Linked DNA regions of Homo sapiens: region 1 is linked to region 2. The links are chromatin loops, found by intact Hi-C in ENCODE. Cell type or tissue: dorsolateral prefrontal cortex. All regions are shown on one strand.

Evidence for each region. Hi-C counts contacts between places; a loop is a spot of excess contacts. Peaks named below come from ENCODE experiments on the same cell type or tissue, not always from the same donor. Only the 100,000 strongest peaks of a DNase experiment are listed, where the experiment ranks them.
Region 1: a loop joins it to region 2, with 2.6 times the contacts of the local background. A loop is called at or near these places in 3 of 110 quality-filtered maps.

The regions. Positions count from the first base shown.
Region 1 is chr3:56,994,346-56,996,845 of GRCh38, forward strand. It overlaps a transcript of ARHGEF3 not described here. Among named protein-coding and RNA genes, the nearest start is that of ARHGEF3-AS1, 56 kb to the left of the region's middle. In dorsolateral prefrontal cortex, CTCF peaks have their summits at 1,252 (motif pointing right) and 1,453; no DNase peak of the experiment used is centred here.
Region 2 is chr3:57,046,786-57,049,285 of GRCh38, forward strand. It overlaps a transcript of ARHGEF3 not described here. Among named protein-coding and RNA genes, the nearest start is that of SPATA12, 13 kb to the right of the region's middle. In dorsolateral prefrontal cortex, no CTCF peak of the experiment used is centred here; a DNase peak (open chromatin) is centred at 1,479; H3K4me3 peaks cover 532 bases; H3K27ac peaks cover 401 bases.

The DNA of each region.
Region 1 (2,500 bases), 52 kb before region 2:
ATGTGCATCAGGCACTGTGTTGGGCACTGACCTGAATCATCCTGAGCATTAAAATATAACTTACGGAGAATTTAAGTCTCTTTTTTCAATCTGTTTGGATTTTTCAAAAGAGACTACTTTGTGGATAACATGACTATTTTTCTAAAATTATTCGCCAGAAAGGGAAAAGAGTTTCAACAGCCCTCTTGGAAAAGGGATTTCCCTTTTCCCTCTTGGAAAAGGAGTTTCCACCACCCTCGCTGAAGAGTTCATATTTTTCCATTACCATATGCCTTAATTGTCTCAAGATACTAGCAACGGTATGGATGGGTAATCTTTTCATATTTTTCTCATTAAACCTGTAACAAAACACAGTATAACTTAAAAACTTCCCACACTCCCCCGAATCCAGGACAATAGAAGAAAATACAAGATGCGGCAGGAATGATGACTGACTGATATGGTTTGGATCTGTGTCTCTGAATCTCATGTGAAACTGTGATCCCCATGTGTCAGGGGAAGGGCCTGGTGAGAGGTGACTGGACCTGGTGGTGGATTTCCCCCTTGCTGTTCTTGTGACAGTGAGTGAGTTCTCTCAGGATCTGATGGTTTAAAAGTGTGGCACGTCCCCCCTCACTCTCATTCTCTCCTGACCCCATGTAAGATGTGCCATGCCTCCTCTTTGCCTTCTGCCATGATTCTAAGTTTCCTGAGGCCTCAGGAGACTGGGCCTCAGTTCTCCTCTGGGGAACTGTTCATCAATTAAATCTCTTTTCTTTATAAATTACCCAGTCTCAGGTAGTTCTTTAATAGCAGTGTGAAAATGGACTAATACAATGGCTGGGGCACAGAGCACCAATTTTCAACTCTTTGTAAAGCAATTTATGCTCAAGGATCATAATTTTCCTCTGTGCTATGAGCTGAGGCCGGCGTCTGGGGGGTGGAGTTCAGTGAAGAGGCATCTTGTCCTTCTCAGGAATTAGGACTTTGACAACTGTCCTTTACCAAGCTCGTCCTCTGATGACTCTGATTTGTTGTATCAAAGAGTAATGTGAAATGCTAAAAAAAAGATATAAAATCTTCCAGACAGAATTCATTTTAACTTTGTTTATATGCCTTGCTGCTTCTTTAGGAATGGACTGAATGGCCATGATAAGATCAGGCAGTGAGGATCTTTGTGGCACCCAGCAAACAGGAGACATGCAATCATCATTTTTTCAATCAATCCCAAAGTGACTGGACTCAAAGAGGTATTCAAAAGTCTGACACTAGGGGGCAAAAGAGAGTAAATTTTCCGAGAGAGAGAGAGAGAGAGAGAGAGAGAGAGAGAGAGAGAGAGAGAGAGAGAATTTTTTTTAACCTGGTCTCAATTTGAGACCCCAGTAGAGAGAAACCTAAAAAATGTAAGTTGAATAGAGAGGAAACTAAAAAATATAAGTTGAAGCTAAAATTGGACATTTGAAGATTTTCTGGCAAAATTTTGATGACAAATTCAAGGCTGCCCTAAAAGTCTGAGGACTCCTTTAGTCTAGTTAGTGAGAACCTCTGTTTAAAATGGAAATAGGCTACCAGGACCGGATAACATATTAATTCCCATCAACCATTAACTCCCACCTGTGATGAGAAGTAATTCATCAGCTGAGTTATCAAAGAGCAAGGCCCTGGGGGATTGGAACACAAGGTTGGGAGCTTTCAATTGAAAGAAGGAAAAAAACACAGGTGACAGTGCCCTCCAAGCACAGCCCCCATGAGATTGCCTTTAATCCCCATCATCATCCCTTATTCTCATTTTGTAGACCTAGAGACTGGGACTCACCAACTGAAACACAGTCTTAATGACTGGCATCACCATCTGCCCCCATTTCCACTGTGGAACCCAGGGGGTCTGCTGAGCCACCCTCCCTCATTTCTGCATCCACTCTGCTTCAAACCCCCTCCTCTCCTGTCTATTCCCTATCTTAGCTCTCCCTGCACACTGCAAACGAGAAGCTTCTAAATCTCAAATATAGTTATTCCTTCCTCATCCCATTTCAAACCCTTGAAATTGCTATGGTCTGAATGTTTGTGTCTCACCAAAATTCATGGGTTGAAACCTAATCCCCCATGTGATGGTATGAGGAGGTAGGGCCTCTGGAAGGTGATTAAATGAATGGGATTAGTGCATTAATAAAAGGCCCCAGAGAGCTTCTTTCCTTTCCATCTCATGAGGACACAGTGAGAAGGCACCATCTATGAACGAGGAAATGGGCCCTCACAAGATGCTGAATCTGCTGGCACCTTGACCTTGGACTTCTCAGCCTCCAGAACTGTGAGAAATCAATAAATTTCTGTTGTTTATAAGCCACTCTCTTTATGATGTATTGCTACAGCAGCTCAAATGGACTAAGACAGCAAGGCCCCGTATCTCTTACAGAATAAAATCCAAGATAAAAAAGCACAGCTATGCAGACCCTATAGCCCAAGCTTGTGCAACCTGTGGCCCGCAGGCGGGCCCAGTACAGCTTTGAACGTGGCCCAACAC
Region 2 (2,500 bases):
GTACAGGGAGTCCAGCAGATTCACCACCCCCAATCTCCTGTATCCTTCAGAATATACACTCATTAAGTGGAACAGTGAGATTAAACTGCTGTTTTTCTCTTTTTTTCCTAAGAGATTCTAGTTTCGTTTACATGAACTAAATGCAAGAGAAATGTGATTCCATAATACCATAATTACACAATGACAAGATTTTACATAAGCTATTAAAACATCTATATTGCAAAAACATTTACAACAGAGAAAGCCAATGGAGGCCTGGGGTTCCAAAATTAGACTACTGGGACCTGGTGTGGTGGCTAACGCCTGTAATCCCAGCACTTTGGGAGCCAAGGTGGGCAGATCACCTGAGGTCAGGAGTTCAAGCCCAATCTGGCCAACATGGTGAAACCCCGTCTCCACTAAAACTACAAAAATTAGCTGGGCGTGGTAGCATGAGCCTGGAATCCCAGCTACTCAGGAGGCTGAGGCAGGGGAATCACTTGAACCGGGAGGTGGAGGCTGCAGTGAGCCGAGATTTTGCCACTGCACTTCAGCCTGGGTGACAGAATAAGTAAGACTCCGTCTCAAACAGAAACAAAAACAAAAACAAACAAAAAAAAAACTTCGTCTCAAAAACAACAACAACAACAAAGTGAAACTATTGGGACTTAAATTCATTCGACCTCTGCTACTTAGCAGCTATAAGATCTTGGAAAGGACTGCTCTATGCCTCAGTTTCCCCAACTAGAAAGCAGGGGTCGTAATGGTGTCCATCTCATGGGACTATTATGGAGATCCAATGAAGCAGTGTAAGCAAAGAGCCCAGCACAGTGCCATGCAAAGGTCAGTGTCCTTTCCTCCTTTATAAAAACAAACCAAAAAAGATGGGAAAGCAGAGGGTCTCTTGGAGAAGTTAAAAAGCCTTTTGGAGATCCCCCAGTGAGCAAGTTTCAGAGTCAGCGTTGTATTCAATGCTGTCGATTTTGGGAGCTGGATGTAAGAGAGGAGACCTCTGTTGGAATGAAGTGAACCCAGGGCAGCTGGGTTAAAGGAGCAGGAGATAGAATCTGAAGCCTTCCGGAGCTGGGATGCTTGAGCAAACAGGAGGGTGAGAAGAAGTGGGGGAAAGATACATCCAGACATTACTAAAATACCCATGAGGAACAATTACAGACCCACCCAGAAGGCAAGATTGTACAGGCATGTGGATCTCCAGAGGCAGTAAAGCTCAGCCACAGTCACAGAGAAAGTGACCTGACTGATAGTAACCCTTGGATGAGCCTTCACGCACTTCAGCCCCTTCCTGCTGGCCCAGACACGCGCTGGCCTTCAGAGGATCCAGGTCTTCCCTCCCACTCCATCCAGCACCACCACCACCCCGCCCTAACTCCATACACCAAGATCTGGATCTGCTTTGCAAGATCCCTCCAGGATTCCAGACCACAATCCTCTTGTCCAAGAGACACACACCCACAGTGCACATGAGAAATGACAATGAGGAATGAGCATTATGGAGCTCAGCCAGTCAAGTCACATGTCCACCATCAATTTCCATTCTGCCAGCTGCTGAACCTTCACTGACTGCTTGGGTGGAGGAGAATTAACTGGGGAGGCACTTCTTCCAGCACGATGAGACCTCTATTACCCAACAGATTTGCACATCAAGAGCAAGACTACAACTTCTACAAAAGCCATCTGGAAATGTGCAGGGAGATCGGGTGAAGGAGGACCCCTCCATTTGGTTATAATCATTCTTCTGTGTCCAAGGAGAGGCAGACAATGGAAATAGACAGATGCTTCCGGAGGCAAAGCCTGGCACTTGAGCTCTGTGTGCTCTCGGGGTAGGAGCAGCTGTGCCCCACGCCCCCCTCCTCCTTAAGGCTGGCTGGGAGAATGAGACCACAAACCAAAGCGAATTGGGGACACAGGCCCCCAAACTGTTAGAATTTCAGCTATCATAAACCTACTTGACCTTGTGTAATTACTGGTGGCAGCAGAGACACACAAGTTCAGAACCCAGACATTTTAACTCCTGCTAATTGCAGGAGGGGAACAGCCATTGCCACTACCCAGAAACCCCACCTGGTGACCTGGCACCAAGAAAACCAACTTCACCCAGCATGGCAGGACATGCCAGGGCCTGTGGCTGAGGACGAGGATGTCAGAGCTAGGAGGACACACAGCGTTAAGAGCCTACAGGTGTTCTGACATGGCTGGGTAGAATCATCCAAGCAGAGAATCATGCTCTGCTCAGCTCAGACCTTCTGAAACAGACTTGCCAAGGCTGGGTCTGGGAATCTGAACTTTAAAGATCCCTCCCAGGAGCCGGGCACGGTGGCTTATGCCTGTAATCCCAGCACTTTGGGAAGCTGAGGCAGGAGGATCACTTCAGGCCAGAAGTTCGAGACCAGCCTGAGCAACATAGTGAGACCCCATCTCTACAAAAACTAAAAAATTAGCCAGGTATGGTGATGCATGCCTGTAGTCTCAGCTACTCAGGAGGCTGAAGTGGGAGGACTGC